Regions from separate parts of the Mus musculus genome. Here regions 1, 2, 4 and 5 are each linked to region 3. Evidence: chromatin loops called from intact Hi-C (ENCODE). Cell type or tissue: gastrocnemius. All regions are shown on one strand. Links, peaks and the distances in the headings refer to the core of each region. The heading gives the core; the rest is flanking DNA.

Region 1 (6,407 bases), core at 712-5,711, 170 kb before region 3:
TGGGTCAGATAGTGAAGTCCTTGGCATATAAGTATACTCTGCTAAGCGTCCAGAACCTACATAAAGAGTTAAGTGTGGTAGTATGCACTTGTTATCTCTATGCTATGGAGGTGTAGTCAGGAGAATCACTAGCCAGCCACTCTAGTCTACTAGGCAAGCCTCAGGTCCCAGTGAAAGATGTCATCTAAACTAATAAGGTGGATTGCTCCTGAAGAATAACATCCAAGGTCAACCTCTTGCCTTTACATTTACATGTGCCTGCACACACACACACGCAAGCATTCCTAAAACACACACACACACACACACACACATACACACACACACACACACTTATCCCTTGTTGCCCACTTTCATTGCCTAATAGCCTAAAATCCCAAGAACCCCTTTCCTTTCTCTCTTACACATAATGAAATTATATATGTCCAGACCTGACTGTCCCCATTTAAGCCAAGATAAGTAACTTGCTATGGTTTACGTCTAAATACCCACCCCAAAGGAATATGCCTTTCAGAGTTGAGGACTAGAGAGAAGTGATATCATTGGGGAAGAGTTTGTCATTGAAGGGAGCATGAGGACCTTACTTCCTCCTCTTCCTCCTTCTCTCTCCCTGTGTATATATATATATATCCAGGTACATACATGTTAATTTGTGTGTGGTACACATGTATATATGTGCCTATGCATACAGAACCCAGAGGACAACCTCAGCTGTTCTTTTCCAGGATCCACCCACCTTGTTTTTAGACACGGAGCCTCTCTCAGGACTGGAACTCACCAAGTAGAGTGGGTTGGCTGGCCAGTGAGTACCAGCCCTGTCTCCACTTCCCCAGCACTGGGATTGCAAGTGCATGCTGCCATGTCCAGCTTCTTCATGTGGGCTAAGGGATCAAACTCAAATCTTAATACCTATGCATGGAGTTTATTTACTCTCTTTCCTTAGGCCCAGCACCTCTTCTTTCTTTGCTTCCTGTGTGCCATGAGATTAAAAACACTCCTCATCAGAAGCCCAAAATTAACAGTCATCCTAACGTGGGCTAAAACTAAGACTTTTAAAGGCATCATTCCTTCTGTTGACTTTCTGGGGAATTTTGTCACAGGGGTGTGAAGTTGATGAACAGCCCCCTCCACCCTGTTTTCCCCACTAGGCTTCCACCTACTGAGGTTCACCCAGGAAACTAAGTAGCCATTTACACGCACAGTGAGGGAAAGGGGTGTAATAATAACACAATATATCTTCATGTGCTCCTGAAGCTACAAAGCACCTTCATGTCATGTATTATGTTTGACATACAGTACAGGCTATCACTAGCCAAGATACATTACACTGCATGCATTTTACTGATGAAGAAGCTGTGGGCAATAGAGGCTAGCAGCACTGAACTCTTTGACGTGGGACCCATCTTCTTGTGGTGTCTGTGCCCTCTTCTGCTATAATTTTTTAATCTTCTGATTTGAAAACTTCTACCTCTCCTCAGTATAAAACTGAAAGGATACTGTAGAAGGAATGGATGGCAATGTTCCTAAGTCAAACTTAAGGACCTCTTGACCGGCCGCTCCATAGTCCCCTCTTCCTTTGCTCTGGGTGTATATCCATGAGGGAACAGAAGCAGAACCAGACACATTAGTGTGTGTTGCTTATGTACTTATTATGTTAGTAGAATTTACTCCATCACCAGTCACTTAGACATGATTTTCCAAATTCTAACATTCCATCCAAACCAAAAGACTTTCCCATTTTGACATATAAATATTTTCTGTAATTTTACAAATAAAACTCATGGTATGGTAAACATCTTTGAAGACTGAAGTTTGGGTTACATCTGTGACAAGATTGGCTGTGTTCAAGTCAGTACAGCTATAGCCTAGTTTATATCTCTGAACATACTTAGGTTGCATTGTGAGCTGGGCTACAGATAGAGGACGAGCGTGGTCATCTCATGAGCACTGGATGCTGGGAACACAGGAAGCAAATGTTAGGAGAGCCGCTCTCAGAAAAGCTATTGTTTTCCCGTGGCCCCTGCCAAATTGAGGAGACTTCTGTTGTCCACAATTGTTCTGCTTCCTCCTTGGGTTCAATCCCATCCTCTTTGTGGCAGCCAGGAAGAGTTATGCCTAAGGTTGTGCCTCTGCCGTTACTGGATTCCTATAGCTTTCCAGAAAAAAGCCATAAAGTGCCAGAAAAATCAGAATGAACATCAGGGTCTGTACCATGGCAAGAACTCAGTAAATCTCCTTCCTATCCACATGTCCACATTGTTACTCTTTAGACCAGGTGGTCACCGACCATGACACACCCTGCCAGGCAACGCATGCCTAGTGCACTAGTGACAGGGTGACTATGAAGCTCACTAACTGCTCTCTGACTGGATTTAAGGCCCACTCTGCAGGAAGGAATCCTGTGAGACCAGTCGAAATCCCATGGCAGGGGAGATCATAGGTCCTATGGGAAAATAAATAGCTGTGCTAAAATAAGTAAGTTCTGAATTATCTTCTGTCTCCTGAATGTGGAGATTCCCTAAGTACAGTGCCCTATTCTCTTGCTCCAAGCCATAACATCTTCCAGCACAGGGCCATTCCTTTGGAAAGGGGGATTTTATTGAGTACTAGATGAGCTGATTTCTTATGTTTAAAAAAAAAAAATCACTCAGGACCCAAGCCCATAATCAAGCCAATCTCCAAAGAAAATGCTTGATCAGAGAATGTCACAAATTTTCAGGGCTTAAGCCAGAGATGTCATCAAAATTTAGAAAATGTATCAGAAATAGAGTTTGAAAACCATCACTCCTTTATTCAAGGATGTGCATGAAATCTCCCCACCCTTGCCCTTTTGTTGATTTTTTTTTCAGCTTTGAATGGGGCCACCCAAGTTCTAAAGACGCTGCCAGCAGAGCTTGATCAGTTCTGGTTTAGGGCGGCTCATGGTAATCAGCTCAACAGGACCCTCCTCAAGCCGGCTGCATTTCTCCTCCTTAAATGGAAGACAAAACAAAGCCAAAAGTGAACAGACAATCCAAAGGAGGCTCCAAATGGCAAGGCAGAAGCAGGTGACACCTTAGAAGAACATGTGTCCTCCTCCCCTCCCCCTTCATGCTCTTTATGCCATGCTCACACTGAACCCTCCCTCACACAAGCTGGCAGGCAGTTAGGCAGACCTTCCTGGACCTATAAAGTGCAGCCAAGAACTTCACAACTTGGAACATGCAAGTCAGTCCTGGGATGAGTGAGGTCAGGTTAGAGGCAGCCAGCCGGCTCATGCCACTCACTTGATAGCTCCTGGCCTCAGGGGTAGCTGTCTCTCTTTCCTTGCCTCTGACTTACCTTTCTAAATAGGGAGAATCCTAACTGCCCTTGACTCTCCTACTACAACAAACCATCAGAACAAACCTCTCAAGATGACAAGAAGCAATGACTTCAGGCATTCTCAAAGCTCTTGCTGCAGATCTCACACGAACAGAGCACTCATAGAGTGAGATATCCCCCCCCAGAATATTCTGTGTCGCCTATGCTGAGAGTCTGTCCAAAAGTCCAAGCTGATGCCATGTCTCTGATGATGCCATTGCCCAAAACAAGTTATCTTCATTGTATCCTCCCCCTTGCCTAATTTAAAACCTTTGGCACATCTCCATCCCCTGGGCCAAGAAGCAGCCACCTTAGACTTTCACAGGAACATTGTGTTCCTGCCCTGTGGGGCCAAATGCACTCTCTGCCTCCATGGTTGCCCAGTGGCTCACTCTCATTCCTGTTCTGTTGCTCTGAGCTTTGTACCTTGGAGGCCAGGCACTCCTAGAGGCTACATCTACACTTCCCTTTGGTTGTCCACTGACATCCTTCCTCAGCTTCATTCATACCCTATGGTGCTGCTCTACCACTCCACCGCAGAGTAAGCTGACCACGGCTACACACGTGTTAATCCTTGTGAGCTTCAACTCCCCAGTCTTCAGTGCATTCTTTAAAGGCCACGACTAGATCTTGAGGACCAAGCAGTATCTCACAAAACATGAACCAAGTGCTTAGATCAGAGGACATGAAGACATGTGTCTTGCATCCATGTGCACCAACTCATGAGAGTGCACACAAACCAAAGTGCTCTGGCCAATTCTGAGACCTAGGGAAACTCTCCAAGGACCATCTGGGATGGTTAATGCTGATTATCAACTTGGTAGATCTAGAATCACAGAGGAGACAAGCCCTGGCCGTGTTTGTGAGGGAGTTTCTAAGGTGACTGAAGTGGGAAGACCTCGGGAAGATGGTGTGGGTAGCACGGTCCTATGGGCTGGGAGCGTGGATTTAATAAGAGGGAGAAAAAGTGAGTTGCTCCCCAGTACCCATGTCTCTCTGCATCCTGACTTCAGCGGATACGTGCTTGTATCACCACGCCTTCCTCACCATGGAGGGCTGCACCTTCAAACTATGAACCCAAATAACCCCTTTCTTCCCTAAGGCCCTTCTGTCATATACTTCTCGCTGCAGTGAGATGAGTAATAATAGCCTACTTATTATAAAAGAAAGATTGAAGAAGATAATCTCCTCCAAAGTCCACAAATCACTATGTGAGGGAAAAGGGCTGTGGACGGGGGCAGGCGGAGGGGCTTTCTGCTGAAACAAAATTAGTTTGGAATGACTGACTGGCCACGCCGAAGACCTGCTTTTGCACAAACTGTTGACCAGGCATCAAGCAAGTCCGCTGACTTTTTTCAGCCACCCATTCGATCCCCAGACCCTGCAGCTATAATGAGATCCACACCCTCGTCAGGTGCTGAAGTCATTTGGCCTTTGGCCTCTGTCTCACCAGCCTGCAGCACAGGGGAGTCAGCCAGGACTTCACACACGTGTTCCCTCTTACCTAATCTTTCCAGAGGAAACACAGCATTACAAAAATTTAGAGGGAGGCAGGAAGGGAGAAAAAAGGGGTTTCGAGAGAACAGAACTTGAAAAATAGTTTCCCAACCAAGAAAAGAATATCACATGCTACGGGTCATTAAACCACATACTCAGTGTGAGTTCAAAAGGCTGTTTTCGTGCATGTCTGGGGTGTAGTGGTTACAACACACACAGCCTCCAGTCCTATCCAAACATAAATATAAGGTTTATAAGTGAAGCACATTGTCAGGCACCAAGACGGTGGTAATTAAATTCACGGGGTATGTAGGCATTACAGAAAGCAAGGCCTCAGCAGCAGAGGCCTTCTGAAGGACTTGCTCATCACCAGCACTGCAATTAGTTACAGGCCCACGGAATGCACAGGAATGTCCGAGAGGCCTCCTCAGACTTGTCTCTAGCATCAGGCAAGAAGGCACCATAATTACACTTTATAACTGGGGCCAACCCTAAAAGCGTATGAACCCAGGGGGTGTTGTCTCAGTTCTCTCTGAGCCTTCTAAGGTGAATCTGGAGATGAAGGCTTACCTCCTTAGAGGGGGAAAAATAGTAAATCTTCATAGAGCTAAAATAAAATAGAAAGGAGGAAACTGGGGGGATCTGCACAAATGACACAGGTAAAATCCAGTTGAACTCAAAGAAAATGACTGAAGTCCTAAGGAAATGGACCACGGATGTAGCTCAGTCGGCAGAACGCCTGCCTTGCATGCATGAAGCTCTGGTTCCTATCACCATGCAAAACTGGGTGTAGAAGTGCATGCCTGTCATCTTAGTCTTCAAGAAAAGAAGCAGGGGGAACAGGGGTTCAAGACCATCTTCAGCTATGCACTGAGTTCAAGGCCAGCCTGGGACACATGTGACCCTGTCTTGGGGAGAAAAGAATTCTAAAGGAAAGAAATGCTTGTTTCCCCTAGAGGTGAAAATTAGATTAATTAGTATATAATTAGGTAAGGGAGGGGATCAAATTTCATAATCATAGAATATAGGACCTCCATCTTGCATGACTTCTCCTGATTCTGATGCTATTGAGGGGGGGGAGCAAAGCAGGGGTTGCTAACATGATGTTGGAGGAGCTGAGAGAGGGCTCAGCAGTTAAGAGCACTTGCTGCTCTGGCAGAGGACCTGAGTTCAGTTCCTAGCATCCACGCGGAGGATGGCTCACCCTGTAATTCCTGTAATTCCAACTCCCCCTCTGGCCTCCGTACACATGCGCATATACACAAACATAAACAACTGAAAAGAAAATAATTACTCTTTTAAGGAGCTTTTAATTGGAACATCAGTGAAAGTGGGGTCAGGAGAGATGGTGTGACTTAGCTGTGTGCTACGGAGCTGGAAGGAAACCATGAGCCCTCAGAGACCTCATCAAACACCCGGCTCACTCCCAGTCACCGCCTCATTTGGAGGCATGGTGATTTATTTCTTGCTTCTGTGAGCTCTTGGCTAAAAAAAAAATAATAATAATAATGCATTTATATGGGATTTGGATCCAGGACAATTTTTTGTAAATATTATTTTGTGTTTTA
Region 2 (6,407 bases), core at 734-5,733, 91 kb before region 3:
ACCTTTGAGCAGGAATCACGTGGCTGTAGGAGCTTCCCAGTGGGCTTTTGTGTGAATACAGAGGAAGGGAGGACAAAGACTCCATGAGATCATCCTGGCTTAGATTTGTGGCTCCTTCTCACCAGAAACCCAGGGTCAAGATGAAGAGCCAAGGGTTAAGGCTGTGTTAAACATGAAAGCAGATCAGATTTGAGAAAGTCCTCCCATCCTCCTGCCTCTGAACACAGAGATGTGAAAATTTTAAGATTATTTTATTGATTTATTTTGAGGATTAGGGGTACATGATGTGCACTGTGTGTGTGGGGGGGGGGGAGGGTTAAAGGATGACTCTTCAGAAGTAGCATCTTCCCTTCTGCCATGTTAGTGAGGCAGGTCTCTCTTTATTTCTGCCTCTGCACTGCATATCCATGACATTTCTGATACCTTCCCTCCCTATGAGGCTGGGCTTATATAATGGATGCCAAACACCGGTTCCAGGTTCTAAGATAGAATTCCAGTCCTTGGGGTTGAGCATTGAGCACTTTTCATCCGCTGAGCTATCTCAGCCTGGCCAGCAGCATTGACTTTGAAGGCTCCTTACTATCTTCCTGGCTTCCTCCTGTGGTCCTTGGTGTCCTGTGCATGCTGCCTCCTACCTAACTTGCCTTCACGCTGCACTCCAGCACCCCTCCCCCACCCCTCACCCTCTAGAAAATAGCTTTCTGAGGATTTGCTTAGTGGAAACATCCAGCGCCCTAGGAATTGGCTCCCTTGCTAGAAAAAGCAAAGATTTCCTCCTCTTAGGCTGCTGCGAGAGGCTGGCACCTGAGTTGTGGTAACTTCAAAGGCTGCACACATTTCAGCTCCAGAGACCAGAGAAGGCTGGGGGCTCCTCCCGCTGCCTCTGCCTGGACTCATACCAATTCCATGGCCACCTGCAGGAAGGGCTCTGTGCACATGATTTAAGAAGCCTAAAAATCTGAGTGTACAGCTGTATCTGGGGATAGGCATGGATGTCCAAAAGGTATAGTGTTTTCAGAATCCTTAAGACCAGCCTTGGGGCCCAGAAGTTGCTAGTCACCAAGCTAGATGACCTGAGTCTCCTGCCCTGAATCTGTACTGTAGAAGATAGATAGAGGCACAGGCAGGGAATGAAATCTACATTTGGAGAAGGTCTTGGGTTCCTGGCTTCAGTGGGTAATAGATATTTATGACTAAGAAGTCACCCCAAAAGAAGCTTTTACTAGAGCCATGGCACTCTCTGATCACAGGCTCTGCTGGCCTTTCTAAGATAACCTTTATGTTCACATTTTAAACATTCTATGGAGATGCTTTCCTTCCTTAAAAAGAAGAAGGGGAGAAAGCCTTGAAGGCAGCTGTTTCCTATATGCAGCTGGATTCTGCCACACAACTGTTTCGCCTTTAACAACTTTGTCAAGCTTAATTTGAGAGTAATCTGATTGCAGGTATCAGGTAGGAACAGGACGCTTCCAAGGACCCAGATCCCCACAGAGGGGTCAGTTCTAGTATCCAGGGTGGAAGGGAAGCATTGGTCAGAACGCAGGAAGCCAGAGGACCACAGACTGGCTGTAAAGCGCCAAGTTCACCCCCACGAGTCCACCATGGACTCCAGGAGATAATGCCTATGGGCAGAAGGAATGAGGTTTTCATTGCCAGGTCCCCAGTAACATAAAATCTCACAAACAACCTCCGTAAATCATGCCGTGACAGCTACCGGGCTTGTCCAACGTTAAACATAAGGGACTCTTCTTTTAAGTGGGGCTGCAGTCGCAGGCGGCACCATCTCCAGTCCTCAAACATCTGTAGTTCATCTTATCGTTTGAAGAAATATATGAGTTTCACTGTCTTTTTTTTTTCTTTTAAGCCTTTTGCAGCTTCTGCTCCTTGACTTGTTTGAACACCATCTGCTATGTATAAAATTGGGGGTGGGGGTACAGTGTGGAAAAAGAACATTTGAGAGATCTGTGGAGCGAGAGAAAAAGCAAACACTTCTGTGGGCATCAGAGGCCATCCACTTTCCTTTCTCAGCACCAGCCTCTTGTGGGTGTTGAACTTGGGGTGCTGCCCTGAGCTTAGGCTAGAGCGTGCTCTGGGTTTTGAGGAGTTTGCTTATTTTATTAGTGTGTATGTGCTCTATCTATGTGGAGTATGTATGTCTAGTTCCTGTGTATGCAGGTATATGAATGCAGAGGCCAGAAGGGACAACTACAGATCCTGTTCTATGACCCTGAACCAGAATATCTCACAGATCCAGGAGCTAAGCTGGCAGCCGGCCCCAGTGATCCTCATACCTCCATTCAGCACAAAACCAAGGTTACAGGCACCTACACAGCCTCACTCGGCTCTTTACATACATGCTGGGGATGGGAACACAGGTCCTCACTCTCACACAGCCAGTGGTCTTACGTCTGAGCCACGTCTGAAGTCCCCCATTCTGGGTTGGTCTGGTGCTGGTTAATTCCTTACTAATCAGCTTTGCAGAAACCATGGTGACAGTGAAAGTCCGGCACAGGTGATTCTCGGGTCCTTAAAGACATGGAAACCCACCTCGGGATTGGCTGAGCCCCTCCAAAGTGTCTAGAGATAGGAAAGAAGCTAAATCATGGCCCTTGGAACAAGCAGTAGAGAGGGATGACACTCATATAATAGAAAGGCTAGTGGAGGGAGCATATGTCATAGCATAAAGTCACCACAGGGTGGTACAAACTGCAGTGCACAGTCTCCCTAGGGCTGGTATCTCAGAGAAGCTGAGGGACAGAGCACCAGGCAACTGGGCTGGAAATAAGGGCAGCAGGGGGCCTCCCGGCTCCTTCTTCCAAAGCAGAGGTGTCTGAACTGAAGCAAGCAGTCTACAGGCGACAGATGTTTAAACACTTGACCCCTAAATTAATCACCACCTCTTTGTACCCTAGGCCATGCCTGGTCCAGTTGCCTCAGCCCTAACGTGGTCCAGGCAACATACATAGCTCAAATTCCAGGGACTCCCATTCTATTGGCCAGGAAATTAATTTAAATGATGTTTTTAATGGCCAGAGCGTCATTATGGATGAACTAAGCCAACAGTGAGGACAGAGATTTTACACTAACTCTGAAAGATTTTTGCTACAAGCAGCTGTTGATCAAAAAACTGTTCATAGAACTCAAAGGCCCCTCAGACAATTTTACCATCCCCTAGTGGGGATGGTAAAACAAATACTTAATAAAACTGATTAAAGGGTTGAGGAGCTGACATAATCAATACAGTTCTTGTCAAGCAAACATGAAGACTTGAGTTCTACCCACAGAACTTGTGTATAAAGACTGGACATGGTCCTAGACGCTTGAAATCTCAGCACATGGGAGATGAAGGCAGGTGGATCCCTGGGGGTGGGGGGGGGGGAGGGACGTGGGAGGCTTTCTAGCCAGCCAGCCTAGTCTACCTGATGAACTCCAGGCCAGTGAGATACTCTGCCTTAAAAAATATATACAAAAACGGTAGACTGTTCCTGAAGAATCAGTACCCAAAGTTGCCATCTGACCTTCATGTAGATGCACACATCTTCCCAGTGGTAAAACATGTACCTGAGGTGGATAAGACTTTACCCATTGAAAATATTTTTACTGATTAATAACCCTCGAAATTCTCATTATCTTCAGCAGTATTGATTTTATTATCACAATTGACAAGAAGATGGTGTGACTTTCTAACTGAATTCTTGGTGAATTCTCTTCTTTGATTTCTTCCACTAAACTCCTGGCTGGACCTGCATTAAAGGTTCATATCTGTCTTGAGCCATAATTCTTAGTTTTTTAAAATAGGTTTTATTTTTAAATAATATGTAGATGTGCATGTAAGTGAGTGTAGATGCCGTCGGAGACCCAAAGAAGCTGCCAACTGGAGCTGGTGTTTCAGGCAGTTGCAAGCCATCCAGTATTGGTGCTGGAAACTGAACTTGGGTCTTCTTAGCTGCTGAACTATCTCACCAGGTCCCCTGAGCTACAGTTTTTAAACATTTCTAATCCTTTGTCTCTGAAATGAAATATGAAGATGCCATTAGAACTCATGGGTTTGTTTGGTTGGTTTGGTTTGGGGATTGGAGATCTGATCCAGGACCCAGTGCATGCTAAACCGTTGCTCAACCACTGAACTGCATACCTACACTCTGCTTCTTAATGGCAGGCTGGCGCCTCAGGGTTCCGGCTGTGTGGGGCAATCCACTTGGGTCTGAGTTAAGCATGAGGCTTTGCCTACCATGGGAAAGAAAAGAGGTGCTAAACTGGTCCCGTTCATATTAGCAGAGAGCTGTCAGTGTCTCCCTGTCATGTGTCCCAGCATCCTTCCCATCAAATTTGCCAAGTAAGTGGAGAGACATTTCGGGCAACATTACAAATTTAACCAAGCATGCCCATGTCAGGGCTATATTTTGATGAGATAAAAGAAATTTTACCCCTGAAGGAAACAGGAGAAGAAGACCCTGTTAATCGCACTCTGTGTGTGTGTGTGTGTGTGTGTGTGTGTGTGTGTGTGTGTGTGTGTTTTGTGTGTGTGTATATGTGTGTGTGGGTGCGCATGTAAACTTGAAGGCTAAAGGTCAACTGCAGATGTCCTTTCTCTGAACCTATCCATCTTCCTTTCTGAGATGTGATTTCTCACTGTCTTGGAACTTCTCATTTTTGCTACACTGGTGGCCATTCCCCAGGGAATCCACCTTTCTCTATCTCTTCAAACTCTGAATCACGAGCCTGCTGCGTCACTCCTTGCTGCTCGTTTGCTTGCTTGTTTATTTTTCAGGTAGGTCCTGAGGAATGAACTTAGGTCCTCACCCTTGCACAGCAAGCACCTTACTGACTGAGCCATTTCCCCAGCTCTTAGTCACTCCTAAAAGCTGAGAAAATAAGCCACGTGTGGGGGTAAAGTAACTCTCTTTTAATCCCGGCACTCGGAAGACAGAGGCAGTCAGATCTCTGGGAGTTCAAGCTCAGCCTGCACTACACAGCAAGAAAAACAGAGAACTGAAATTACAGTTTGTAGTCAGTGTTTAGCCCGCAGAGCAGGGGCAGAGGCTGGTCGTGGTGCGTCTGCAGAAGCGTAGCTTCCTCCCCTCCCCCCCCCCCCCACCTGCCTGCCAACTGTTTCCTCTGAGACGGTGGTCAGGATCTGCCTGTGAGCTTTAATGCACAAGACTCCACATCTGGGCCTCCACACCACCTCTCTGACAACTGCAGATGTCTGAAGATGAAGTGCCTCCTGCTTGAGGAACTGTGCAACGAGGAGCCCCAAAAGGGAGTCCTGGACACTGTTTAAAAAGGCATCTGTCTTGAAGCAATTTCAGCGTCTCAGTCACCTGTTTACAAGTCTTGCTGGATGGGTTTTGAGGAATTTGGACTATTTTGAGGGACTCGGTTTTTTATATCCATTTATTTTGTTTATATGTGTGTGCATGAGTGTATGTGTCTATAGAGACCAGAGGCCTATGCCGGTGTCTTCTTTTATCTTTCTCCTCCACCTATTGGGATGGAGGCAGGGTTTCTCACTGAAGCTGAAGCTCAACCATCCAGACACAATAGCTGGCTAACAAGGACCAGCATCTTCCTGTCTCTGCCTCCCCAGCTCCAGTCTTTGCAGGGACATGATGCCTGGATTTCTTTGTGTGCTTGCTGGGGAATCTGAACTGCTAGTGGGAGCAAGCACTGTATTAAGTGAACCATCTCCCGAGCCCTATATTCATTGATTTTAATCATTCAAATCTCCCAGCTTTACCTTGGTTTTGTTCCTCTGCCTGAGCTGAAATGACCTGTCCCAACCTCCTAAAACTTTACTATCTTTTTAGATCAAGCACAGGGCAGAGGAGTCTGTAGGTCAAGACCGGAGCAGGAAGAGAGGTAGAATCGACTGTGTCTCCTGTGCTTGGGTTAAGTCAAGATTCATGGGTGAAGACACAGCAGAGGCTCCTGGGCCAGACTCCCTCTGATCTCATAACTCACCAGACTGTCAGCTTCTTACAACAGCAGTGCTCCTGGCTGCTTGCTGGGACTTTGGAGGGAGTCTGAGACTGAGACCACCCTTTAGAAGGCCATTCTCACCCAGCCTGGTGCAGACTAATGTTATGCTTGGGTCATGTAACTTCACTCTCAGGGAAAAATCAAGAATGGTGTTAAGTCGTAAATCACTCCACTCTGGAATGGATTTGAGCCAGAACGATCAGTCTGAGCATTCCTGCCTTGCTTGACCATGGTAAAGAGATTATGGTATGTAAGATTCGGCTAAACATAGCTTGTTTCCATTTCCTACTGTCCTGGTTGCCCGTCTCGCTATGAAAGGTTGAGACCTAGGAGGGGGAAAGTCATCCTCACTATGGATTGATTCTCACCCCAGGACATCCTATTCAGAGTTCATCCTTATAAGGCCATTGCGGGAGAGACTTGTG
Region 3 (6,407 bases), core at 410-5,409:
GTCCGAGTGACTGCTCCGCCTGGATCCGGCTCGGTTCGGTGCTTAGAGTGTTTGCAAGCAGGAGGAGGATGCGGGGTGGGAGTGAGCGAGGAGGGGCCAGAGCAGCTTCCGGGTTTGCCGTAGTCCCCCGTATCGGTTCCTGCTCCCGCAGAGGTCTAGACCCGTCTCGAAAGTCCGAGACAAAAATTAAATAAATAAATAAAAATCAACGAGAAAAAGAGGGGAAAGGGGGGGGGGGGGAGTGAGGAAGACTGCAAAGCCCGTGTTCTTTTTCCTTGTCGAGGTGGGGGGTCTGTCTTCCTCTTCCTTCCTTCAGCACACATAGGGACGTGGGCTGTCTCCCGTCTCTGGCTCTTCTCCCACTGACCGGTAAGGAGGAAGAAATCCGAGAACCCGCTCCCAACGCCACCAGGCTCCAGGCCAGCGCCTTCCCGTTTCCCTCCCCACAGGCCGGCGGTGAAATCGCAGCCTCCTTAAACCCTCCGGAGCTGCAGCGTGGGGAAACTCTTTCCGGGCAAGGTGCTGGATAAACCGCAATGTCTGTCCATTAGAGATCGGTGCGGCAGGGGTTACTGGCTGGGAAACCCGAAAAGTTTTGTTTGGGAGGTGAGCACGTCAGGAAAGAAAAGCTTCAAGAACTTGAGGGGTATGGTCAGAAAGAGGTCTCCTCGGGTTCCTCCCCACGCCCCAATTCCTTCACTTGGGTCAGAGTCACTGCACTGTGGAGACCTTTCTGGACCACCTTTCTGCTTGGCCTGCTCCAGCAGAACTGGGGGGTGTTGGGGTGTGTTTGTGTGTGATTCTCATCATAAAGGACTTAGTTTGAATGCACATGTATGAAAGTGTATACCTCGAGGAGTTGTGCTTGGTTTATGCTTGTGGGCAGTGACAATGGGTCCATGTCTTTATAGGCTAGAAGCAGGATTTGCGCGTGTCTGTGCGAATGGAATGAACGATCTCCACTTGTACGCTTCTACGCGTTCGCGTGCAGTTTGAGGAGGGTGTCGCGTTTGCGTGCACTTTGAGGAGGGTGTCGAGGTTATCTGTAAGTGAGAGCCCTAGAAGCCCATGGAAGAACAGGCAAGGACCTTGGACCCCTTACCCAGAGTAGCTGCTGGAGGCCTAGACTTTTCTTTCCTCCCCAGCTCCCCTATGACTGTCTTTGAAAATTGCAAAGAGGCTGCTTAAATCCAGATTAAAACAGTCACTGACTTTTTGGGTTTTAACGGAAACTCAACTCAGCAACGATGGACTTGAATTGTGTGTGTGGAGGGCTAGGCAGTGTATTCCAAGGTCAAGAGCAGAAGAGACCTGGGAGATTTGGGTAGGCTCAAAGACACTCAGAGACGGGAGAACATAAGTCACCTCCCCCAAGGAGGCCACTGGCCCCAGGGCTCTCCAAGCACTGGTTAGCTGCCAGGAGGAGCCTTGGACTGTCTTTGGGTCTAGGTCCCAGGAGAGGACAAGGAACTGTGGTCTCCAGTAAGGACCCTATGCTCCATTCATTCCTCAAAGTTTATCACTTTCTCCCATGTGTGCCTAGTGGAAGCTAGGCCAGTCTTGGTGATGATGCGGGCAAGGGGAGGAGGCATTCTTTAATCCTCTGAAGACTGTCCCTTCTTTTACAGCGGTACTAGAACTTTCCAGACTTGAATGGTAGTTAGTGAGCCAGGAGTTGGGGGATGTCAAAAAGGAGAAAGATGGGGGTAGAGGAGTAAAAGGCAGGCCCCACGAAGTTCCCAGACCACCCCTCCCTGGGCCACCTAAGACATCCGTCCCAAACCTCAAAATTATTATTCAAAGAAGTCAAGAGTGTGATCTCTCAGCGAGCAAAGCAGCCAAGCCAAATATTATAGGCAAAGTCGATAATCAATGGACAGATTAAGCAACCTACCTCTAGGACAATGATCTCCACAATTGAAAAGGCACGCACTTTCCCTCTCCTCCCCTCCTCCACACAAAAGGGGACCCAAGGAGGCTGGGGCTGGCAGATGAGGGAGATAGCTACTGGTCTGGGAAGGGGAGTTTGTTAGCTGAGGGACGCTCACACCTCCCATGGGTGAGCCTAGCCTTCCTGGAAAGATATTCGTTGGCCTCTGTTAAGGTGGACCGTGAAAACTCTCCACACTGTACAGCTAGAACCCAGCTTCTAAGGTCTAGGCTTTCCAACCTTTCTGTAATCAGTGGGAGAATTCCCTCCCCTTCTCTGCTTTTGGGAGGGCATCCCTTAGGCGAAGGGGAGGGGAGGAGGATTCCCTGCCATGTGTGGTTTTTTTTTTCCTGTGAGAAATGTGCCACCTGTCGACACATCTGGAGAACTGCACGGGCGCGGCTGTGAGCCAGGGTTTGAGTTTGAGTCAGGTGGCTTTTGATATCTGAGAAGAGAAAGACTAAATTCCCTGGAAAAAAAATGATTTCTGTCGGATCTTCCCATCTAATAGAGGCAAAATTGGAGGGAAAGAGTCCCCTAAAAATTCTTAAATGACAATAGATTGCACTTGGTTTGAGCTGTGCTGTGTGACCTGGGAGGTGACACCAGTTGTCTCTGAGTCTCCCTTTCCTTTTTTTCCAAACGCAGAGGAGTGGAGTGGATAGATCTGCTTCCAATCCTGACTTTGAATCAAACACTCACCTCAAACATTATTATATAGCCAGCATGTGTCTAGTTTTTTTTTTCCTGTTTTTCTGCTCTAATCTCTTGTATATATTTAATGTAGAACCATTCCAATTGTGTCAGAGCTTTCGCAGTTACCCCAAGCTTCCATCTGAGTGGAGTCTGCAGTAGCCAGAAGAGAGTGTCAGATGCCCTGGCTGAAGCCACAAGTGATAGCTGAACTTGGGTGCTGGGAACCAAACTCAGCTCTCTAACCACCAAACCATCTTCCAGCCCCTAGATTAATTAGTTTTAATGCAACAGGACTTTGCTGACTGTGCACGATGTCCACTGAGGACTTTTGTTATGGACACCCAATGGCTATGGGGTGGGGGTGGGGGTTAAATGAGAAGACACCGCCCAGGTGGCAGTCAGAAGGGCAAGGCTGGCAGAGACCAAGGCAAGACAGAGAGCAAAGACCTACTCCGCCCCCACCCTCTGAGGTCATGAGATCCCTGTTAGACAGACAGGGAGCAGAAGAAAAGAGAGTGCAGAGAGCCAGGGAGGATGCATCAAGCCTCAAGCTGCTTTCTCTCCCCTTTCCGATTTATCAAAATTTAGAAATAGGATGTGGGAAGGAGGCTCAAGTATGACCGCAGCGCTGAGCTTGTGGAAGTTTGAGAGTGGCACCAGCTCGCGCCAGCAGGGACCCAGGGACTCCAGCACTGTGTGGCTGGGGCTGAAGTCGGGGATGCCCCTTCCAGGAGCTCTGGGCAGCAACTAACCGGACAGAATCTCCCTGGGCAGACCTAGTAGCTTTGGTTTAAAGGTCAGATCTAGATTTGAAGCACAGGGTGACTGGGGTGGCTAGCCTGCTCACAAAACCTTCACAGGGAGGCTCCTTTAAAACCTCACAAACCTGGGACTTTCCCTGTCACTGTCAGTGTAGAGGAACCCTGTCAGGTTCTCCCCAACCCTGAGAGTTCCATTCTGAGGCCACCTGCTCTCCATCCTCCCCCCACCCCCTGCTCTGCTCCCATAGGGGTTAGATTGTGGGCATCACATAGCTTGAGGATGGTGACTTCCGGTCTCATTTAGATACAGTGTGGGTCCCAGAAGTCTGGTCACTTGTCCTCCACAGTGGCCACCTGGTCACCAGCTGAGACCTGAGGGAACAGAGAACTCTTTGGCTGAGTTTTTGTGGTATCTCTATGTTTGGTGGTCCTTGTCCTCTACACCCGGCTTGTGACACTACAAACCACCCGGATGGCAGCCTTAGCACTTTAGGATCAGCAGTGACTAAGAGGAGCCTTGAAGGGACCCAAGAGCAGCTGGTATTTACTCCCTGCAGTCCTCAGAACCCAGACGAAGCAGATGGAAGAAGGATGTTCGAGCTTGGGCACAGAGAACCATCAAGAACCCAGAGACTGCCACTCATGCCCCACCTTCCTCTGTGAGCGACAGGAGGGTTTTCTTTACCCATGCTCAGAGGAGAGATGAAAAGATAGAAAGAACGTGGAGACAGAGAGGCCTAGAGATGAGAGACAGGAGAGGCATACGGGTGGGGCGGTTTGACTATCACTCCTTTTGGAAGACTAACCAGTAAGGCCGGGCTTGCTCTGGGCCTGACATACCTCAGAACAGTACAAGACCCACTGTCTACAGTGGCAGAAATTGACTGAGAGACATAACCAGGCCTAAGGGCATGCAGATGGGGACATGTGGCTCTGCAGACCCATGCCAGTGATAGGACTTACGATCCTGGTTCCAAGGTCATTGACTCATCTCTCCAAGTCATTAGTCCTTCCTCTTTTCACAGGTCCAGCTGCCATTGTAGGCTCCAGGAACAGGACTGAACAATGGGCCAGGGACCTCCCCAATCCATCACAGGCACAAACACGGATCCTACTCCCTTCCCCATTCACACTGCTGTCTGCTTCTTTTCTTGCGAATGGCCTCCAAGATCAGAGGTCCTGAGGGCTGCGAGTGGGTTGACCAGAAATACTCCCTCTGAGTAGACCCCCCAGCTCACAGTGGGGTTCCCTACTGCAGGACTACAGCCAGGACCCAGATTTTTCCCAATGGGTTTCTGAACAACAAAGGAATCTAGACTTTCTAGACCCTTCTGGACAATCTTGTTCCTGCAGCTGTCCATTTGTCTGTCAGCATCTTGCATGGAATACCTGATGCCTGGAGACCTCCCGGTGGTGAGTGGGCATGAGATAGGGATGAAAAGACACTCAGGCTGCAAGCAAGGATGACACCAAGGCACAGCTTTACCAGAAGACCCAGGTTACACAATTCAGGGCACCCCATCTGTTCCCAGGACCTGGATCAACCCAGAATCAGTGTGGGTGGAGCTTCTTTCTCTATTCTGCTACCCGAGAGGGTTCAGGGCTTTCTGGGCAGAGAAAAGGCTGGAGGCTACTAGCTATGGTGGAGAGCTGGACAGAAGAGGGCTGCTGCCGTCCTTGGGTGGTGGGCCCCACAGAGTAGCGTCTCGGCTGTCTTTCCATAAAGTTTCTCCTTCAGAGAATTGGAGAAAAGCTTTAGAACTGAGGGTGCGGGTGTGTGTGTGTGTGTGTGTGTGTGTGTGTGTGTGTGTGTGTGTGAGAGAGAGAGAGAGAGAGAGAGAGAGAGAGAGAGAGAGAGAGAGAGAGAGAGAAAGAGCTTTAGAGCTGAAGGGGTGGGGGTGGGGAGGAAGGGGGAAAGCTTTAGATCTGAGGGTGCGGGGTGGGGGGAGAGGAAGCTTTAGAGCTGAGGGGGTGGGGGTAGGGTAGGGGAGGAGACCGATTCAGGACTTTTGAACATCCTGCTTGGATTCAAGGCAGAGAAATCTGTCTCAGGTCTCATGAGCCCAGCGCTGACCTGCCCTGCTCCATCATTTAACAGGCCCATTAGGCTTGTGAGACGCTAAAAGCTTCCTCCGGGAGACTCCTTGGTTTGGGAATCACAGCCTCAGAATTTTATAGGGACCTTTAATAGAAAGGTTTGGAAAGAGACCGAGGGTGTCTGCGGTATGAACTTGAACTTTTTCTGAAGGGTATTTGGACCTTGTGCCAAAAATCTACCTGGGAAGAGACTCTGCCCCCCTCCTCCCCTCTCCGCCTTGACCTCAGGCGGCTGGGGGCTGGGGTGAGAGATATGCAGATGGGGGGTGGCTCTTCTTGGCTGGGTCACCAGAGAGGCCAGAAGCTAGAGATTGTACAGGGTGTGCCCCCACTCCATCGGGGTTTACTCTTTATCTCTTCAGTCTGTCAGTCTCCCAAGCTATCAAGTGTGGGTGCGACAGGAATGTCGCAAGGAAAAACTAATTAAATGGGAGCACAATGCTTTGGAAATATTAAGTGTCATGTAAATGCCTAATTCAAACAATAATCTTGATGGTGGTAATTATGTTCTAAGAAGCACATTCACAGAGAGCCTCGTGCTGAGCTCAAATATGTCTTAGGAGGAGCCTGGGGAGCCTGGCTTCTTCTGAGGCTGAGCTCAGCATAGGTGGAGGCTCCACCCCTAAACTGCCTGGAAGGTAACACTGTGGACCCTGGCTTTCTTCACTAAATAACTGCAGCCTCTGACCCTGGAGCCAGTTGCCTATAAGCCTGAACTAATATAGGCTGGAGAGACATAATGGATTGAATAACAGAATGGTTAACAATATATTATTGATAACAATAATAACAGATCACTTAGGCACTTAGGGGAAACATCAACTAGAGAGTAAGGAGGGACCAGGTGAGCCCTGACTGATTCCCCAGCCCCTGTGGTTTGGGGTTCAGATACTACTTGCCTCCAATTTTGTGTATCCTTGACC
Region 4 (6,407 bases), core at 515-5,514, 590 kb before region 3:
ACTGTTTGAGACCTTGTATCTCCCTGGATTGGCTAGATTGGCTGGTGAGCTTTAGGGATCTGACAGTCTCTGTGTCCCCAGATTTGAGACTATACGCTATTACACCTTGCTTAAAAACAAAACAAAACAAACACAAAAACCACCCATGGGTTCTGAGAATCCAAATTCAGGTCCTCACGGTTTCACAGTTGGCACTTTATCAACAGAGTCAGCCTCCTTACCCCTCCTGAAGTCCATTTCAGTATTTCTTGAAGTATATGTTTTCTTTGCTAGGAGATGCCAGTTTGTGCCCTTTGGGTGTCTTTCTACATTTAGTCTTTATTTGTAAACCTTTAGCAACATGAAATTTATTTTTCATTAAGATGAGTATCCTTTTTGACAGTTGCACAATATACACTCTCTACTAACTTTGGACATCAGAGTCCACGGAGATATCTCAGTGGGTGAAGTTGCTTGCCACCGGCTCTGACGGTTTGAATTCAGTTCCTGGAACCCACGAGAAAAGAGAGAATTGACTCCTGAAAGTTGTTTTGAGACTTCCACATGTGTGTTGTGTACATGCTACTCTGGAATAAATAATTAATGTACTCACAAAACAACAAAGCAAAAAAACTCTCCATAAAATTTGGCAATTTCTACCATTAATTTGACTTTACCTTACTGAATTTTTGTAAATACACAAAACTCTTTCCGTGTCCTTTGTCTGGTTTTTATTTCGGTCTGATTGTCATGTGACCCTATTACACATGTTGTTGTATGAAACAAATGATTAAGTCAGGTTTTACTACTTTCCCCACACATATTTTGGCTACCTTCAACACATTGTTCTTGTAAGTGATTAGAATTATTTTGTTAAATTCCTTCCTAACCTATGTGTTCTGCTCCCAGCATATTGGTTCACAAGTACACACACACACACACACACACACACACACACACACACACACACACTTAATTTGATGACTGAAATCTACCCAACATTGACTTTTTGTGCATGTGTGTGTCTACATACACATACACCTATACATATGCATGTTCATGTGTAGGAGTGTAGGTGTTTGTGCACAGTAGCACATGTGTGTAGGCTGAAGGATACATTTGATGTGGATCCTCTTCCATCTGGTCTGAGGCAAACTCCCTTGTTGTTCACTGCTCTATCCATTAGGCTAACTGGCTTATGAGCTCCTGAGAAACCTCCTGTTTCCATGCCCTATCTCCCCATACAAGTGGTCTGATTACAGATACATGCTACGGTGTCTGGGGTGGGGGAATCAGACCTCAGGTTCCTCACACTTAGGCAGCAAATCCTTTATTCACTAAATCACCTTCCCAGCCCAGCCTTGTCTTTTTTTTTAAGTGTTCTTCTCCATCCTTTGCGTCCTGGTCTTGAATATGCTTCAAGAAACTATGTATGTAGTCTTCATCGAAGCTTTCTTCAAAACCTTCTTGCATTGGCAGTAAAGATTTTTGAGATTACGCTGATGACAAAATAATTATTGGTCTCTCTTGTTGGGGTTGTCTTCATGTCATGCAAGTAGTCACCTGCCCTGTCTGGACAGATGCCTTCAGCATGATTCTTCTGGAGAGGCCCCTGCTAAGTCAGGCGTAGATACTGCCGTGTGCTGCGTAGCCCACCCATGGCTGTCTGCAGGGCTATTTTAACTTCACAGGTCTGGCATGCACTGGGACTTGGATGGTTCTCGTAAATAATGAATGACTAATGGAGAAAATGATTGCACTGAGATAGCCCAATTATAGCACCCATCTTTCTGTGCACAGCTTTGCTGACAAAAACATTTGGAGCCCCGTCAAGACTGCAGCAAAGTGTTAGTTTTTTCACTCCTCTTAGAGTGTGTTTTGTGTGTGTGTGTGTGTGTGTTCACAGACAAACATGCACATTGTGTGCAGGTACATGTATGTGTGACTGCATATGGGAGGTAGAGGACAGCTAGGGTGCGGGTCCTTGAGATCACAAGCATGCTGCTGTGACTGAAATTTTTAAAAATGTAGAATCTCAGGGTGAATCATGGAGTCTTTATCTTTGCGTAGCTTTCAATACTTTATTTGTGGCACAGTCTTCCCATCCCCATGTTTCCACAGAGTCTTTAAATGGCAGTACAGAGTACATTTATTCCTTGGATGAAAGAACTTTCTGGAAGGAAGACGTAGGCTATATATGCCTATGTGTTTTGGTTGAATACATTTTTTCCCTCCCTTGAAACTCTATCTCATGTAGTTCCTGGATGGCCTGGAATTAGCTATGCACAGGAATGACCTTGAGCTATGCACAGGAATGACCTTGAGCTATGCACAGGAATGACCTTGAGCGACCCTCCTGCCTCCACCTCCCCAGTGCTGGAGTTTCGGTTCATGCAGTGCTGAGGACAGAGCCCAGAACATAGTGCAAACTAGATGAGGGCCAACCCAGCCACATGCTCTGTGCCACCCATTCGATTTTTAAAATGAGCTTGGCTTGAGGGTCTAAGTATCAACTTCCATCTTTGTGGTAATTCTCACCAGAAGAATTGCCTCTTTTCACACTGCTAACTTGTTTCATTTTGTTGGCCCTTTGAAGACAGGGTCTCACTATGTAGACCAGGCTAGCCTTGACCTCACTATGCCTGTGTTAAAGTCTTGAGCCACCAAAGTGGCTTGAACTGATAACTTTTTTTAAAAATTTTTGAACTGCTAATTTTGGAGACCCAAGAGCTGTACCAACAAGTTTAATATCATGAAGTCCGTATTGCAGAATGGATTGAAATCTATGAAAAACCAGATGTATGTGAACCTAGCCGACTTCACCAAAGAGCTTGAATACAACATGTCATTGTGATTAATTGTGGGCAATGGGGGTCTTATGAACCCAAGAAGGAAAGGCGTTTGTTTCTCTGCTGCTACAGTTATAGGCTCCATTTTGTTTGCAAGCATTCCCCGGAGGACTGCGCATGTGGGATAGCGGAGTCTACTACACGCATCCTTTACTGAAGTCCAACCATATACCAGGCAGAGACGGTTCAGTAAACTATCATGTAAAGATGCAGCTTTCATTTCAGAGAGCTCTTTCAAAGACAAGATAAAGGAAAAAAAAACTGGTTTCCTAGTTTAAAGCATCTTTATAAAAACCAGGCTGTAGGGAATCTGCCAGGAGTTTTCAGAGAAGCAGAGGGACGCTCCGCCTACAGATACCAACCGGACACAATTGTGAATAAAAGAATTCTTTTATGGAACCAGTCGGGTGTTTTTGTCCTCCAAGCTACCAGAAGGTGGCGCGAATTCACCGTTGAAACTGCAAAGAAGCAGCAGCAGCGAGGCTTTCTTTTCTTGCGCCTGGCCCTGTGAGCCTAGTAAAACAGAGAGAAAGAAAACAACCTCCCCCCCCCCACACACACACCCCAAAAAAAGAAAGAAAGAAAAAAACCCACCCAAGCCCGTTCTCTATTTAAAAATAAACGAATGGCCCGAAAAGGTTCGTCTTTGTAAAAAATAAATCATTCTCAGGTTGCAATCGTCCACGTTTTTATAGCGCGCCTCTTCTGATGAGAGTCAAAGAGCCGAAGAAGCGCTGGATAAAGATTTGTGGAGGACAATTTCCAGGATTTTGTGTAAGAAACTTAAGCAGCCGCTTCGTGTGTTCAAGAACCACCATATTCAGAAATGGCTAATGTTGACGGTTCTAATAAACATCAAAAAATAAAGAAGTTGTAAGGCACACATTGCGTTTTATTTTGAAAATACTCATGATATTTAGGTATTTGGACGTCTTTAGAACATCTAGGACCAGACGCTGTGGAGCTTTCTTCTGTATTTTCCAAAAGAAAATTAAATGTTAATAGAGAGAGCGAGGGATGTGACAGTGAGCTCATAGACACAAAAGGAGAGACCCCACCCCAACCCCCCAAGCCACCACCGTTAATGCCAACCAGAATAACAAAATCTGCTTCCTTGGTCCGGTGAGGGTAGCCCCTGAATCAAGCTCTGCCTGAAGTAGCTGGTCAGATGCCTGTGTTAGTGGACATTTTCCCCAACATTCTCGAATATTTTAGGGACTGGATAGTCATCAAGAAGAAAGGGTTTTTTTTTTTTTTTAATTAAAAAAATTTAATTAAAGGTCCGACTAACTAAAGCACAGTAAAAAACAAAACTCAAACACCCAAAACCAACCAAACAAAAAGCATTTTTTACATTCTAGTTGAAAGCCGTGGTTTAAAGCTAAAAGGTCTGTTTAAAAAAAAAACAAAAACAAAATGATAATATCTTTTAAAAAATACTCCCAAAGCTTCTTATAAATAAAGCAAACCAAAGATCCCAAGGATGTTTTCAAATTAGAATTTCTAAGGAAATTCCAACTAAGAAAGTGACCTCAGGCTTAGCCCTCATATTCCAACCTGAAGATTGAACTAAATCTTAACAAATGTTACTAAATACAATGTATTCTTCTTACAAACTAAAACCTATCTTCTAAAAAATTAATTTACTTTCTGCGTTGATGGGATCCTTTTTCATTTGACTTCTCGCCATGCCTTGTAATTAGTCTTCCTTGATCTGTTTCTCCTAAGGAAAGAAAATGTATAGAAAGAGGGGAAAATGAAATAAAAAACAAGCTTGTAAGTTGTAGTTAAAATATTTTGCTTCATCACGCCTGGTGGGAAGAGAACCAAGAACACTGAAGTCTGGCTGAAAGAACCACACTCCAGTTCCTCTCAATTCCGAACCTCAAGTTTATTTCTTAAAATCTTGGGGGCTTGGTTATGAAGCCGATGGACTTGGCACGGAAGAGAGTGGATTGTAATTCATTTGAGAGAGGAATCCGGGGTGGGAATGGAAGGGGGGGGGGCTTTGCTGGAAGGATGGGTGGGTTTTCTTCAGCAACTTTTTCTTGGCCGGTTTCATGGAGTGCCCTGGAGTTTAAACCGAGTTTCTAGTCTCACCTGGAAAAGTTACCCGCTTCATGGCACCGGCTTTGTCTGACGATCCTGGATAGATCGTGCTCACAGCACCCGTAGGGAAACAAAATTCGCCTATTTACCACCTCTTTCTCTCTGTCCGAGTCCAAACAAGGTTTGGGGATCTCGGCTCTCAGGGAGATAAAAGAGTTTTATTTTAAGTGGGACACACGTCAAAGTTAAACGTTGTTACTTTCTTACTTTGCAGCTATGCTGCAGGGTGGGTCTTCATTTCCTATTTCATTATCTTTCTTTCTTTCTTTCTTTCTTTCTTTCTTTCTTTCTTTCTTTCTTTCTTTCTTTCTAAACTTTCGTCTTTAACATTTTTTTTTTTGGTCTTTTTTCCTCCTTCGATTCCTCCAAAAGAAAAGGGAAAAAAATATTTTTTTTTAAACTCGGCTTTGCTTTTATTGCCCATGACTCCCCAAAGAACAGATTTCACTTCTGTTCCCCTGTGCATTATCTGGGCAATCCCGGGCCTCGGCCACTACTCGGGTTTGATTTTATTTGGGGACCTTTGAGAAATGTTTTGGCAGCAGTGAGTGTGCGCGCAGAGCCCGGGAGCCTTGCAAACCTAAAAGAGGCAATTGTGTCCACAGACTGGGAGCCAGGATCCTCGAGCTCCAGGTTCCAGGGACGCCCGGCAGCACCCCTTGCCCGCGTACCGCGCAGTTCTAACACGAGACGCGTCCCCGCAGGGCTGCCGGCTTTAGGGAAAGGGACAGAAAGAGACGAAAATGCCACCTCGGCAGAGCTCATTCGGGTTTTCTTTTGCAATCCAAGGCTCCGGCTGGGGCTGGGTGGCTCGCGGAGAAAAGCAGGGCCCTAGAACTCCGCGGCCTTTGTCGTTGCCACTCTTCAGGCTTCGTGGTCCCCTCCCCTGGTGCCCGCCCCTGGACGCGCCTTCTCCTTCCCGCGCAGACGGCAGGGGAAATTGAACCCCAACTCCATCTTCCATTTTGCAGCCCCTTTAGAGGGACTCTGAGGGGGGAGGACACAGAGAAAACGTGAAAAGACAGGCTGTTATTTATGACTGGCGAGTTGTACTGTGGCACCAGATGGTGGGACTTTCAGGCTAGGCCACCGCACCCCCCCCCCAAGGTTCCCGGTTTCCCAAACCTTACACCAACAGGGCCCTGTGTGGTAGTCACCCGCAGGGCAACGCCTTAGGCACCCCCTTCATTGCTTCAAGTCCCCACCACATCGCTTTAGCTAAATGAACTTGATGGTAGACAGACTTTTTAAAAAAATGTATCCCTTGCAATTAGAAACACCCACCACCACCCCACGATTAATGATCTTTTGACATCTGTACACAGGCGGTGGTGCTGTCCTTTCCGGAGGAGGGGAGGGGGGCGAGATGGCCAGGTGGAAGGTGGGGTCGGGTTAAGAAGCCCAGAAGGGCCTCACTTCCTCTTCGTTTTGTCGCCCTTTGTTGTACATACGGGGGCAAGCAAGGTCTGC
Region 5 (6,407 bases), core at 884-5,883, 160 kb before region 3:
AGCAGAGCTTCAGACAGCTGATCATGTTATAACCACAGTGTGGACCTTTCAGCACATCTATTAACCTAATTAACATAGTCCCTCACAGGCATGCTGAGAGGTTAAGTAATACCTCAGGTATGCCCAGAGACTTGTATCCTAATCTTGTCAAGTTGATAACATTAAGTATCACATGCATGTTTAAAAAAAAAAGAAAAAGCCAGTCAGGATGGCATCTACTTGTGGAAAGGTGAACTCCAGCAGATCTCTTGGGATTCAATGGCCGAGCCAGCCAGCCTATCTCAGAAAAGGAGGTAGACTTTGCCTTAATCTGAGGTTACGCTCTGGTCCTCTACACATGTGCACATCTACCTACCTACTCAGAGGAACACACACACACACCAATGAAATTATCAGTGCATGTTCTTACTTACCCAGGTACATGTCCACGCACATGTATGCACGTGTGTGCTCATAATGTGGAAGCTAGAGGAAAATCTCTTCTGTAACTCAAGTACCTCCCACTAACTTTTTCTTCCTTCCTTCCTTCCTTCCTTCCTTCCTTCCTTCCCTCCTTCCTTCCTTCCTTCCTTCCTTCCTTCCTCCCTCCCTCCCTCCCTCCCTCCCTCCCTCTCTCTCTCTCCTTTCTTTCTTTCTTTCTTTCTTTCTTTCTTTCTTTCTTTCTTTCTTTCTTTCTTCCTTCCTTTCTTTCTTTTTTCTTTCTTTTTTCTTTCTTTTTTCTTTTCTTCCTTTCTTTTTATTATTATGGGGTTTTTATGAGACAAAGTTTCTCATTGGCTATGAACTTGTCAAGCAGGGTAGTCTGGTAAGCCATATAGCCCCAGGAATCCTCCCATCTTAGAGCTGAGATTCTAAGAGCCTATCACCATGCCAGGCTCATTCTCTCTCTCTCTCTCTCTCTCTCTCTCTCTCTCTCTCTCTCTCTCTCTCTCTCTCTGTGTGTGTGTGTGTGTGTGTGTGTGTGTGTGTGTGTGTGTTGACATTCCATGTCTAGTATCTCAAACTCGGACCTCATTTACACAAGGGTTGCCTGATTATTTGTTTGCTTGATATGGTGCTAGGGATTAAACTCCCCACCTCACAAATGCCATGCAATTACAAATGACTGAACTACACCCCCAGCTCTCTCTTAAAATTTTTGTTTGGTTGGGTTTTGTTTTTCAAGACAGGGTTTCTCTGTGTAACCTTGGCTGTTTTGGAACTCACTCTGTAGACCAAGCTGGCCTTGAACGCAGAGATCTACCTGCCTGCTTCTGCCTCCCAAGTGCTGGGATTAAGGGACTGTGCTAACACCTGGCTTCTTTACCTGGATTCTTGTTTTTGTTGTTGTTGTTGTTGTTGTTGTTGTTGTTGCTATAATCTTATTTATAGACAGTCTCACTAAGTTGCCAAGACTGAATTTGAGGTCTTCCAGCCTCAGCTTCCCAAGTGCTGGAATTGCAGGTGTGTTCTGCCATACACACTGGAAGAAAGGCTCCTGATAGAAAGCTTTCAAGTGACCTCATATATGGGATAGGCTCAAGTGCATAGTGATTCTGCCCTTTCCTCGGCCAAAAGGTGAGATTTAAATTATCCCAAGAGAAGAAAGATAAGATCAACAGACTGGTGTTTCCAACACTTGCCAAGGAGAGCCTCTTGACCCACTGACTTGATATGCTGATTCCAGCTCCATGTCTCCTTAGTTTTCAAAATACTTGGTAAAATTTAGTTTCTCAAAGGCTTGATCTGACCCATTCTCCAAATTCCAAATTAAGACTCAAGATGCTTTCTATATCAAATTAGTTGCTGGCAGATTTGAGGGGAACTTGGAGCGTTACCTTGCCTGAGAATGCCCCATCTAAACTGGGTCAGAGACAGAGAGGAAACAGTCATCCAACAGAAGCCGAATCCAGTTTCCACCATATGGCACAGTAGTTATCAGGGTGACATCCAGATTCATTTAATAAAGTAACCGAAGTTCCCATCTGATAGCTATTAAAGCAAGGGAGTTAAAAGAATTATTGGTCCTATTTCTATCCCACATGTCCTCAGAACTGATGTAAGGGTAAAAAGAGAAGTCAGGACACCATCCTTGCCTTAGACTCTGATACATTCAGCCAACATCCCAGGGGCTACAGGACCCCAGAACAGTTCTGACAGAGGTCCAGCTTTGGCTGAGATCTCAGGGTCCTGTTGTCAGTAACTTGGCGGGATCAGTGTGGGTAGAATGTGTTCAACTTCCCGCTTGAGGGGACTGGGAATTGTGTCTTGAACTTGAATCCAACTTGGTGTGTGTGTGTGGGGGGGGTGATTGTTTGTGTGCATGTGTAGATATGTGCACTTGTGTGTGAAGGTCAGAAGACAACCTTGGGTGTGATCTTCAGGTGCTTGACGTGTGTGTGTGTGGGGGGGGGGGTGTCTCAATGGCCTAGAACTTCACCAAGTAGGTTAGACTACCTAGCCAGGGAGCTCTGGGAATCTGCTTGCCTCTGCCTCCCATCCAGCTCTAGCTGGGACTACAAGCATGTAACAGCAAGTCTGGCTTTTTACAAGGCTCCTGGGACTCAAGCTCAGGTCTTTGTGATTGCAAAGCAGGCACTAATAACTGAGATACCTCCTGAGCCTTTAAACCCAGCTTCAATGGTGATTCTACCGATGGACAGGAAGGCTTAGTAGACGGAAGCTAAGGAGTCGCCATAAGAGCTGTCAATGAAGCTTTTCAGTGATTCATTCAGGGTGTTCAGGTAAAGCAGGATTGGTCAAGTTAGGAGCAGGAAGCTGAAAAAAGTAGGGAAATAGGTAATTTGAGTAACAACAACAACCAGTCCTCTATAATAGCTAAGGAGATCCTCACTTTGAAGACAGTCTCACTTCCCTTTTGAGTTAGTTACTTTCCTTGTTGCTATGTGTCACCTGGGTCCCTGGAAGCATCTGAGGAGTGGACCCATAAACACCCAATGGGAGAAGCATTCTGGTAGAGCACCATTCAAGATCCAGATTCCAAAGGAAGACTGCAGCACACATAGCCTGGTTAAAAACAAGATACTCTCAGGGAGGGAGAATACTGGGCACTGAGGAGATAATACCAGCGAGACTCTCTCAGCACCCCTCCTGGAGGTGGGGAAGCATCAGTCACTGTCTGGGTGTTTCCAGGGGGCAGAAGCACACAGACCAGCAAGGCCATGCCAGCCCATAATTACCTCCTCCCTTTCCTGCACTTTTAAACTCCTGTGGTAGGTGATTGTCAGCAACTCCTTTCCAGCGAGAGAACCTGACTTTTCAGAATTAATATGTGCTTGTTAGCTGTGCCCTAAGTCAATGTCTCACATTAATTACACTTGGCAATGAGAAACAGTGCGCTGGGGAGGGCGAGTTGGTGCAGAGACCTTGTTAGGACTGATGAGTGTCGGAAATGTTTCAGAGAGGCAGCTGCAGGGCAATTTGGGACATCCTCTAGGCCTGGCGCCAGAGGGCTTGATGGGGAGCACCTCATCCCATGTACTGGCATGGTCTTAGAGCACAGATGCCTGCTATGAGGTCAAGAGGCTTATCTGGAACAGAGGAGCCCTGGACGTCACCTCTCAGAGCCGCATTCCCTATGTATTCAGTACATATGTTTAGGATTTCTCCCTCTGCCCCACCCCTACCCCTGACTCTCTCCCTCTTGCTCTCTCACTATCTGTGTTTATCTGTCTCTCTGTGTTTGTCTGTCTGTCTGTATAGTCCCTGCCACCTACATTCCCAAGCTGTGCTCTAGAAGGCTGAACCCCCACTGCTCCATCCCAGTTGGGGTGGCCTAGGGCTAAGGGAAGGGAAGAGGGAATGAGACTGAGGTCACACATAGACATTCTGATGAGCAGCCTCACAGGACCCTCTCCTGCATCCATCAAGACCAGACATGGTACCAGCATGAAAGCTAAAATTCCCCCCCCCCAAAATGTTTCCTCTGGCCCCACAGCGCCAGCCCCAGTCATCGTGGGTCAGAGTTGAAATGTCTCTGCAGTATTCTTCTTGAACTCTGACTCACAGTACTGATCTACATGTTGGACAGGCAGGTTATCTTTCTCCATTCACTTATACCTTCATCAGTCACTATGTTAGTCAGCTTCCCATTACTGTAACAAAGCACCTGAGGTGATCAACTTATGAAAAGAAAAGGGTTGGGGCTCGAATGGCCCAGTGGATAAGAGTGCACACTGCTATCATGCACTTACATCAGATGGCAAGACCGCCTGTAACCTCAGGGGAGTTTGATGCTTCTGGCCTTCACAGGCACCCGTAGTCACATACACAGAGCCACATACACGACCAAACGTAGATGCATAATTTTAAAATGGACTAAAAATAAATTCTTTTTAGAAGAAGAGGTTTATTTGAGCATAGGTTTTCAGAAATGCCTGTCCATGTTCATTTGAGTCCATTGCTTTGGGGCTTGTTATCAAGCAACACATAGGGTTGGAGTATATGACAAAGAAAACACTTTATCTCATGGCCAGAACATAAAATAGCAGAAGAGAAAGAGGACATGATTCTACTAACGTTTAAGAGCACAGCCTCCAGGGGCCAGGAAACCTCCACTGGGCCTACCTAATGGATGTGTCCAACCCTATGCCTGTGGTCCACATGTGGCCAAAGACAGCTATGAATTTGACCCACCCACAAATCAAGAACTCACTCAAAACACATTGAGCTTTTGACTCGATTGTTTGGGACTTAGTCCTGAACTTTACAGATGACAACTGTCCCGACATCAAAAACACCACTGTAGGTTTCCAAACTCCCCAGTAGTGCCAAGCTGGAGCCCAAGCTTTTAATATGTGGATCTTTGGGGGACAGTCCAGATCCATGTTGCTACTAGGGGGTGATGAAGACTCTAAGATGTGGGGCCTAGGAGGAAGGTTCCCTGCAGTTGGGGATTGTCTATCTGCAGTTTATCCACATACATATCTATGTGTCTGTGTGTCTATCTGCCTTTGTTCTTTACTTTCCCTTTGCTCTCCCTCTCCTATCCCTACTCTCTCTCTCCTTTATTCCTCTCTCCCTTTTCAACTCTCCTTTCCCCTCTCCTCCATCTCTTTTCCCCCCACTCAATCCCCTTTCTCTGTATTGAGCTCAGCAGTTCCCCTCTGCCCCTTCCTATGACAGTTCATTTGTTCCCTCAGCACATTTCCCAGGGCGATGGAGTCTTCCACTGTGGACTGAACCCTCACACACTGTGAGCCAAGGTAACCCTTTCCTCTTCGTTTCTTGATTAGACCAGGGATTTGATACAGTCACAGATGGCTGCTATGTAGCCTCTGAGGCCTCCTGTTTAAAAGAGAAGGAAGAATGGGAGGAAGAAGCTAAGGAAGAAAGAAAACAGCCAGCCAGTGTACACCAAGCACACAATGCCTGACCCACACTGAACCATGTGACTGTCACATAAACCCTGAAAACTCCCCATTCTTAAAGTGAAAATGAAGCACAAAGCCCAAGAATAAATGTTTGCAAAATAATCAAACCAGGGGAAGAACCAGGACTTGGACCGGGACATTTTTAAAGTCTTATTTATTATTATATTTGTATATGAGTGTATGACATGGTGACAGGCATGGCACAACGTGCATATGGAGGCCAGAGGACAACTGTGTGAAGTTGTTTCTCCCCTTCCACCTTTACCTGGGTCCTAGGTGGCCACCCTCCCTCAAGTGCTTGTACCTGCTGAGCTGTCTCTCTGCCCCAGACACAGGATATCTTCACAGTATGTGTTACATGAAGCCACACTGTCTCCAGATAAAATTTTAGGGCAAATTCTGCCACCCAACACCACCATGTAAGCAAGGCAGAATTCAAAACAGAAACCAAGAAGAGACAGGCATAGAGATACAGCTTAGCGGAGAAACCTCAGCCACCTGCCAGGCTCGAGCCTCAGAGATAGCCATTTGCTGCTCTATTGTCCTTTGCTCTCTGCAGGGACATCTCTCTGATAAACCCAGAGGAAGTTTAGCTAATGGCAGGGATAGTGGAGGAGGCTTTCAGTATCACTTTCTTCATGATTATGTATGCTTGTTTGTTTTATTTTATTCCAAACAGAATCTCATGGCACTCAGGCTAACTTCAGACTTGCTATTTGTGGGGCAATGACCTTGAACTTCTGAATCTCCTGTTTCTCCTTCCTGCGTGTCTAGTTTATACAGTACTAGAAATTAAACCCAGAACTTCATATATACTGGACTGAGCTACACCCCCAGATGACTATGTTGTTGTTGTTGCTGTTTTTAACTAGGAATTGCACTACTTCCTTCCATAGACTATGTCAATAGACTGATGTGGAGATCACTGGGTATCTAGAGCTTCATAGCTATTTATCTTTCAGGATGCTCCTTAATCCCGCTGTGCCTCTTTCCTCACATCTGTAAAAAGGGCTCTGTGAGACAGTATTTATTCTA

The links. A loop is a pair of places that touch in the nucleus more often than their neighbours do. Peaks named below come from ENCODE experiments on the same cell type or tissue, not always from the same donor. Only the 100,000 strongest peaks of a DNase experiment are listed, where the experiment ranks them.
Region 1: a loop joins it to region 3, with 2.7 times the contacts of the local background. A loop is called at or near these places in 5 of 42 quality-filtered maps.
Region 2: it touches region 3 in a loop (4-fold over the local background); 4 of 42 quality-filtered maps call a loop at or near these places.
Region 4: it touches region 3 in a loop (8-fold over the local background); 39 of 42 quality-filtered maps call a loop at or near these places.
Region 5: it touches region 3 in a loop (2.5-fold over the local background); 5 of 42 quality-filtered maps call a loop at or near these places.

The regions. Positions count from the first base shown.
Region 1 is chr1:120,759,926-120,766,332 of GRCm38, reverse strand. 2610027F03Rik (a long non-coding RNA gene) reads right to left here. Exons shown (of 3, transcript XR_001779385.1): 3 at 2,766-2,971. Among named protein-coding and RNA genes, the nearest start is that of Gm29345, 43 kb to the left of the region's middle. In gastrocnemius, for the core only: no CTCF peak of the experiment used is centred there; no DNase peak of the experiment used is centred there; H3K27ac peaks cover 1,538 bases.
Region 2 is chr1:120,682,355-120,688,761 of GRCm38, reverse strand. 2610027F03Rik (a long non-coding RNA gene) reads right to left here and starts at 3,347. Exons shown (of 3, transcript XR_001779385.1): 1 at 1-3,347. In gastrocnemius, for the core only: a CTCF peak has its summit at 2,701; a DNase peak (open chromatin) is centred at 2,764.
Region 3 is chr1:120,590,618-120,597,024 of GRCm38, reverse strand. No RefSeq gene overlaps it. Among named protein-coding and RNA genes, the nearest start is that of En1, 8.7 kb to the left of the region's middle. In gastrocnemius, for the core only: CTCF peaks have their summits at 441 and 2,312; a DNase peak (open chromatin) is centred at 2,298; H3K4me3 peaks cover 440 bases; H3K27ac peaks cover 302 bases.
Region 4 is chr1:121,177,369-121,183,775 of GRCm38, reverse strand. No RefSeq gene overlaps it. Among named protein-coding and RNA genes, the nearest start is that of Gm46155, 33 kb to the right of the region's middle. In gastrocnemius, for the core only: a CTCF peak has its summit at 3,260 (motif pointing right); DNase peaks (open chromatin) are centred at 3,273 and 3,916; H3K4me3 peaks cover 2,081 bases; H3K27ac peaks cover 1,191 bases.
Region 5 is chr1:120,746,237-120,752,643 of GRCm38, reverse strand. The region is part of intron 2 of 2610027F03Rik (a long non-coding RNA gene); the gene reads right to left. Among named protein-coding and RNA genes, the nearest start is that of Gm29345, 57 kb to the left of the region's middle. In gastrocnemius, for the core only: no CTCF peak of the experiment used is centred there; a DNase peak (open chromatin) is centred at 3,440.